Linked DNA regions of Homo sapiens: all the other regions are linked to region 1. The links are chromatin loops, found by intact Hi-C in ENCODE. Cell type or tissue: endothelial cell of umbilical vein. All regions are shown on one strand.

Evidence for each region. Hi-C counts contacts between places; a loop is a spot of excess contacts. Peaks named below come from ENCODE experiments on the same cell type or tissue, not always from the same donor. Only the 100,000 strongest peaks of a DNase experiment are listed, where the experiment ranks them.
Region 2: a loop joins it to region 1, with 9 times the contacts of the local background. A loop is called at or near these places in 1 of 110 quality-filtered maps.
Region 3: a loop joins it to region 1, with 8 times the contacts of the local background. A loop is called at or near these places in 1 of 110 quality-filtered maps.

Annotation. Positions count from the first base shown.
Region 1 is chr4:10,529,283-10,531,782 of GRCh38, reverse strand. All of the region lies in intron 12 of CLNK (cytokine dependent hematopoietic cell linker), which reads left to right. LOC105374482 (a long non-coding RNA gene) reads right to left here. Exons shown (of 3, transcript XR_925387.4): 3 at 1,598-1,653. Among named protein-coding and RNA genes, the nearest start is that of ZNF518B, 73 kb to the right of the region's middle. In endothelial cell of umbilical vein, no CTCF peak of the experiment used is centred here; DNase peaks (open chromatin) are centred at 1,272 and 2,312; H3K27ac peaks cover 1,966 bases.
Region 2 is chr4:10,610,633-10,613,132 of GRCh38, reverse strand. All of the region lies in intron 2 of CLNK (cytokine dependent hematopoietic cell linker), which reads left to right. Among named protein-coding and RNA genes, the nearest start is that of CLNK, 73 kb to the left of the region's middle. In endothelial cell of umbilical vein, no CTCF peak of the experiment used is centred here; a DNase peak (open chromatin) is centred at 1,262; H3K27ac peaks cover 987 bases.
Region 3 is chr4:10,122,394-10,124,893 of GRCh38, reverse strand. No RefSeq gene overlaps it. Among named protein-coding and RNA genes, the nearest start is that of WDR1, 6.8 kb to the right of the region's middle. RefSeq lists enhancers at 1,139-1,639, 1,640-2,140. In endothelial cell of umbilical vein, no CTCF peak of the experiment used is centred here; a DNase peak (open chromatin) is centred at 1,133; H3K27ac peaks cover 1,706 bases.

The DNA of each region.
Region 1 (2,500 bases):
TCATCCCAGTTTCTGTTTCCTCAGCCATAAAATAGGGATGGGGGCCAGGTGCAGTGGCTCACGCCTGTAATCCCAGCACTTTGGGAGGCCGAGGTGGGCGGATCACCTGAGGTCAGGGGTTCAAGATCAGCCTGACCAACATGAAGAAACCCCATCTCTACAAAAAATACAAAATTAGCCAGGTGTGGTGGCGCATGCCTGTAATCCCAGCCACGCTACTCGGGAGGCTGAGGAAGGAGAATCGCTTGAACCCAGGAGGCAGAGGTTACGGTGAGCCAAGATCATGCCATTGTACTCCAGCTTGGGCAACAAGAGCGAAGCTCCATCTCAAAATAAATAAATTAATTAAATAAATAAAAATAAAATAAAATAGGGATGGGTACATTTCTGTGCAAAGTTGATGTGATAAAGTCAAAAGTAAGTAGTGCACAAATGGCCAGGTGATCAGTGGAGGCTAAATAAATGGCATAAAAGTCATGTGAGATAAACCTATAGTAGAGCCTTCCAAGGGTATTGACTCCCTTCAGTGCCCAAAGACAAAGTTCCCTACGAGGATAGTGGGGTCACCATGACTGATGAAGACTGTCCAACAACACAAGTGGCCTCACCTCACTCCCACTGGACTCTAAGGAATTTTGTTCTTGTCTTTGTGTTTGACCTATGCTCTTATCTATATAGTAGACGTGAATGTCTTTCCTTGCTTTCTTTTTCATTTGTTGGTTTTATGAGAATGTTAAAATCAAAAAGTCACATTTCCAGCTTGTCACTCAAACGAGACATTTATTACCCCTAATCTCCCTAATCCATAAGACAATCGTGCCAAGAAAGATAACATAGATAACTGCTTGACGAGAAGAACAGTTCTGGTTCCACTGAGGACTTCACCAGGCTCATGCTCTTCTGGGAGGGGTTGCACTTCCTTAGTGTCACCTGGAAGGAGCAGGCTGGGGTGATGCTCAGCTGCTGGGGGAACCCACACATCCAAGGTGCCTGAATACAGGACTCCGTCCCCTGCTTCCTGTAAGCTAGGCCTGGGTATCTCGAGTAGTAGTTGGGTGCTGCTCACGATGACGATGACCGCAAATCATAACCCTTTGGTCAGTCTGAGAGGACAGTAGGCCCTCCAATCACAAACAGGCAAAAAAGAATTGGGAGATGGGGGGTCAGCCTTAGATGGCAGGAAATGTGCAGAACTGTTTGTTTTCTTTGCAACTTTAGTTGGCATTCTGCTAGAAGTTGATATCATCTAAAGAACAAGAAGGTCTAGTGCAAAAACACATTCTTGCTCCTTATCTTTTGCCAAGACGCTTCCCCATTGTTTGTTTAGGCTGAGATTCAAGACCATTTCTTCATAACAAAAGCCCATCAGGGCAAGCTGTGCTTGTGCCTGCGCTCAGTGCTTGCTTGAACACTGTCTTGTGGACTAGAATCTTTTATGTGCTACCTCCCTCTGCTCAAATTCATATGGCATTTTATAGTTTTCACAGAAAGGAAAGACTCATTGTCTCATTTTGTACTCACAAAGCCCTAAGAGAAAAATGAAACCCCGGAGAGGTGGCAAACTTGGCCAGAGTCCTCACACCCAGCAGGAGATAGGGCCAGTCCTGGAAATCCCGAAGTCTAGGTGTCTTCCCCACCGCCGTGTCTCTCTGCCTTAAAAAAAATACAGAATTAGCTCTGAACTAAAATAACTAAAAAGAATACGGAAGGAAGGAATGAAAGGAGGGGGCAGAGAAGGTGAAAGAAAGGGAGGAAGGAAAAGGGAAGGAGGGAGGAAAAAGGAAAAGAAAAAAGGAAGGAGAAAGAGGGAGAGAGGTAATAAAAGAGATACTACTATTTAACTTGACTATGTTTATTTTCTAACAATAAAAAAGTTACAGAAGAAAAATGAGCAATTTCATGCTACTTTTCTAACTACATTTGATTTTAAATTCAGAGCCCTCAAACCAAAAGTTGGTTGGTCTCAATTAAATAAAACAACTGCTCCCCCAGATAGAGGGCTTCTCTGCACTGTTCTCATCTCCTCTTCCTCTCCCCTTTGACAAGCCTGAGAGCAATCACTGCATCCGATTGAGCACTTTGAACAGCCAGGTTCAAAGTCCTGGGGGAGACTCAGTAGGGATACTTTCAAACCACCCACTAGAATGGATTCATTACTCTTTTTACTTAGCCTATAGATTTTCTTTGATTTTCTGTCCATAATGAAATGTATGTCCTCTTTCCAGAATCCTAGGGAATGCCAAAGTCTTTGAAACAAAAAGCCTTCTCTGTTGGCTAGCTTCAGAGGGAGGCATACAATGCCTCTCTAAGCAATTTGTTGCCAAAAGTTTCTTATCTATGAAGCAACTATGAGTCAGGAGAGCTGGGCTCAGGGTTAGTTTAGCCTTCAGATGACTGCAGGAATCTAGGAGAATGGCATGACCCTTTGGGACCTCATCTGTAAACCAACTGTTTTTAACATTTAATGGACCTCACACTACTTTGAAAATTTGATGAAAGG
Region 2 (2,500 bases), 81 kb before region 1:
TCCATGGATAGAGATCCTTTTCTGCTTTGTTCCATAGGAATTAGCCATCTTCTTTATTTTGTTCACTGATATATCTTGAGCACTGAGAGTAATTCTCGGCCCACATTGAGCACTAAGAAAAAAATAAATGTGTTGTTGAATTCATTTTGGTAAAAATTTCTAGCCTAAATACTTACTGAGGACTTGTTCTATTCCAAGCATGGTTGTAAGCATTTTGCATGCATTATCTCATTTAATTCTTACAATATTCTCAATATGTAGCAAAACCTAAACACCTTCGATGCCAAATGCTGCTATTAAACAGTCCCTGGGGAACACAGATGAGATATAATGATTGACTCCAACCCTGGCTTCCTGGGTTTGATTATCTTTTGATAAGTGCTTTGAAAACCCATGTCTCTAGACAACATGATAAGATAGATCTGCCACACCCCAGAGCTCATCAGCATGGGAAATCAACTGTGTACCAAGGGCAGTAGATAAGCCATGGGGTAAATCTAGGATTCCAGCCACTCTCCATTTCCATGAAACCCAGCATGACGCAGTGGAAAGAAACAGTCTTTGGGTCAGATAGGCCTGATACTGAATGCCATTCAGGTGTTTACTGTTGTGCAGCTGCAAACAATATACTTTGCCTCCCTGGGCTTTTCCTCCCAATCTGTAAAGTAGAAATATGGCTTAACCTGAAATGTTGTCAACAGGAATAATTGAGAAAAGTGGCTGACACACTCTCAGCAAGACACTTTGGACGTGGGATCTTTCACAGGCCAATGTGTCCATTGTCTTTTGGGGAATGACTTCAAACTCAGGTGTCTTTCTCAGGACCATGATGTTGGGCAGACCTTGTACAAAAGCTCATTTCTGTCACTTCACACCAATCTGTATTGAACTCTTCCTGTGGGCGGGGCCCCATTCTAAGAGCTGGGAATATGGAAATAAAATAAATGTCATTTTTTTCGCTGAGAGATGTGGGTAGGTTTCTTCAGCTCTCTCAACACTTGGTTACTGAGAGGATCAAATGAGAGATGGGTCTGGAACAAGAAAGCATGAATCCCATGTTCACCTATGCACCTTTTCATTGTAGACATTGTGGGAATACTGGCTGTGACATGCAGCGTTTACTGTTTACAGACAGAGATTTGGCCAATTGTTCATGATGGCTGCTCTTTGGGGGCAGAATCGGGGCTGTAGGGAGAGAGTGGATTGTCAGGGACCAGACCATGGAGGGCCGGTGAGTCATGTTCCAAAGATGGACTGTGACTACAGGCATTAGGAATGCCAGATTTTACAATGAGGATCCTGGCTGCAACACAGTGAATGGATTGGAGGAAGTAAGAAGTGGAGGAAAGGAAGGGGAGAGGGTGCTGGAGATTCTCAGAGGACAGAAGGCAGGAGCCACCCCCAGGAGCAGCACATCATTGGGCCTCACTCTGTCTTCTCATTTCCCTCCCCTACCTTGTTTTCCCTTCTTTTTTGTGGACCTGCTGGGATCATAAAGTGTGGCACCAGGAGATAGAGGAAAGGCTATTTTCCTGGGGGGCTCCTTCTCTAGAAGCCCCTCTGGCACTCACGGGAGGCCCCTCCCAGCTTCCCTGCAGACTGCAGAAGAAGGTCCACTACATTTTTTTTTTTTTTTCAGACTTAGCCTCCCTCTGTGGCCAGGCTGGAGTGCAGTGGCATGATTTCAGCCCACTGCAACCTCCACCTCCCAGGTTCAGATGATTCTCATGCCTCAGCCTCCTGAATAGGTGGGATTACAGGCACCCGCCACCATGCCCAGCTAATTTTTGTGTTGTTTGTTTGTTTGTTTGTTTTTGAGACGGAGCCTTGCTCTGTCACCAGGCTGGAGTGCAGTACTGTGATCTTGGCTCACTGCAACCTCTGCCTCCTGGGTTCAAGCGATTCTCCTGCCTCAGCCTCCCAAATATCTGGGATTACAGGCACATGCCACCACACCCAGCTAATTTTTGTATTTTTAGTAGAGACGGGGTTTCACCATGTTGGGCAGGATGGTCTTGATCTCCTGACCTCATGATCTGTTTGCCTCAACCTCCCAAAGTGCTGGGATTACAGGCGTGAGCCACTGCGCCCAGCCTAATTTTTGTATTTTTAGTAGAGATGGGGTTTCACCATGTTGCCCCGGCTGGTCTCGAACTCCTGACCTCAAGTGATCCGCCTGCCTCGGCCTCCCAAATCGCTGGGATTACAGACGTGAACCACCATGGCCAGCTCATTATGTCTTTTTTACTCAGGCTATTTATGGGGTGTCTACTTACCAGGTACAAATCAAGTTTTTATTTTGAGGATTCATACGTGTGTGTGTGTGTGTGTGTGTGTGTGTGTGTGTGTGTGTGTGTGTGTTGCTTTTTTATGTTGTTTTCTATCACGCATCCAGAATCTTTCAGGCATGACCACCTATAAATTAAACCACCAGGAACACGTCTATGGACCTATAAAAGGGGTAATTCACTGTTGTTATTTTATTTGCTCATTACATACA
Region 3 (2,500 bases), 410 kb after region 1:
ACAAAGTGGACCGAGGTCCTTGTCTAGACCTAGGGCCCAAGCCAGGGACATTGAGACAGCACCCACTCCTGGTTGCTTTGTGGCCACCACCATCCTCCGGGTCATGCCTAGAAGCAGGAGTACTTTTATGGCCACAGCAGCCGAGCTAAGAAACTGGTCCCACGGTCCCCAAAGGCGGGGGAGATGCCAACTCCTCAAATGCTCCAGTGGTTGTTTTCTAAGGCAGCCATGTGTTTTAGGCCGCTTCATTAGAGCATTTTAGGATGAAAGCCAAAACCAGGGTCAGAGATAGGGAAGCACTTTTCAGTCACTTCCTCAGTGATTCCTTTGCCAGGCAGATATAGTGCAGGCACCTAGCCTCTTGATCCAGGTTGTGCCTTAAGTCCAGTTTCCCCAAGGGCTGGTGCCCCAGAATGGGTGGCAACACTTTACAGTGTGACCACTGCCACTGTCAACAAGGTGGGTCACCGCAACTCAACCGCCTCTGCCTTGTCCCCAAGGCGCTGAGAGGCTGGTGGTTGGGGCTTTACGGGTGGGAGGATGACAGGGCAAGCCCTACCTTCAATATAGATGAAACTCAGCCCCTACAGTGAAGTATTTTCTCAGTGTGTGACCTTGTTTAGAGACAGGGTGGCCTGCTGCTGCAATTAAGATGAAGTAAAACTCAAAGTGGGCCCTACTCCCATAGGACCAGTGTCCTTTAAACAGGGAAGCGGAAACAGGCACAGGGAGAAGACATTAAGGATGAAAACAGGGATGGGGTGGTGGTCCCACAGGCCAAGGAGCAGAGATGCCAGCAGACCATCAGAAGCTAGAGGCCTGAAACAGTCTTCACAGCCTGGCAAGGAGCCAACCACACCCCACCTCTTGATCTCAGATTTCCTGGCTTCCAGAAAAGAATTTCCGTTGAAACCACCAAGTTCATAGCAGTTTGTTATGCCAGCCCTAGCAGAGCAGTACAGCTTCCCAGCCACATGCAGATCTCAACTACCAGATCCCCACTGCTGGGATGGGCAATGTCTACCCAGAAACACCACCCACTTGGAGGGAGCAGATCAGAGCACCTGTTTACCACAGGCAGGCAGAGCCTGAGTCAAAGGAGCAAAGGGCTGAATGACACATGTCCAAGTTCCCTAGGCCCATCCGCAGTGCGATTCCCCCCCTCCCCCACAGGGAGGCATGCGAACGGAGAGGCAGGGCATCCAGCTGGTCACTGTCTCCATGGCAACAAATACAAGAGCCCTCCTCCACTAACAATCTATGTCCATCCTGTTTGGCAGAAAAGCTGACCCTTTGGTCCACGTGTTGAGGGAAGCCGACTATAAAGGCAGCTAATAGCAGAAGTGTTTGGAAATGGCCGGAGGCCACCGCCAAGGAACCAGGGGCAGCATTGGGAGGTGCTGGCAGGAGCTGTGATGGATTTGTGGCTGTGTCAGGGCTCAAAGATCCTCAGCACTCCTGGAAAAGAGGGCTGGGATCCAGTTCTGTTTAACAGTCTTGAACACTCAAACACAGGGTGTTGAGATCTAGAGTTTCTATGCTCATGGAGCAGAGGAAGGACCCAAGCCCTCAGGCCAATGGGCAAGAAGGCCACACCACAGGGTCTGTACAAGGAGACTCGCTGCAGCGAACAGCCTCATGACCGGAATCTCCATATCAGCAACAGGCACTGGCACAGCCCTCAGACCAGACCCCCACAGCACCACAGGATGCCCAGTGACCACGTAGCCAAGCCCCTGCACTGTGGGCACAAAACAAGCCAGACACCGGTGCTCAACAGCCAAACACGTTAGCTCTGACCACACAACTGGAGGCCAGCAAAGACCCAGGCACTGTGGACTGAGTCAGAAGGAAAAGGCAGAAACCCTAGGACGGTAAGTAGTTACCCAAAGACAAAGCTTTCAACTGGAGAGCGACTGACGCTATCCTTGAACTTGGGTGAGAGCATGCTAAGATTCTACCTTCACTGGAAAAGTTGGTTATTTAGGGGCACAATTAAAACTTCCATATCTGATCTATCCATTTCAGCCCTTTCACGTGTAAAGGACAGTTTAGACTCTGTAGACCCAACCTGTTTAACTCCTGGTTGCATCACTTGCTTTTCAACTCGGCAAAGTTCCAACCCAAGTTCCCTTCCCTGATGTAAGATGAAGGGCAAGGGCCCACAAACCCAGCATCTAGCTCACACGAAGTGCTTGCAAGTATGAGGGTAAGTAAACGTTCCAGGAAGGGTCCCGGGAAAGGACAGGCCGGGGCTGTCACCAGGCCTCACAGCAACACACCAAGTCTCAGGCAGCAGGTAGACAGAAGCGACTGTGTTCTATCACTTATGGGAGTTTAAGAAGAATGGGACAGGGGAATTGTTTAACTGTCCCCAGAGTTCTTTTGCAGCTACAGGAGCTTCGAAGCAGTGCAAGACACGGCCTTAGGTCCTCCAGTGTGGAGGCTCAACTCCACCCAGTTACCACCCCCTTCACCGGGATCTTGATGATCAGATAGC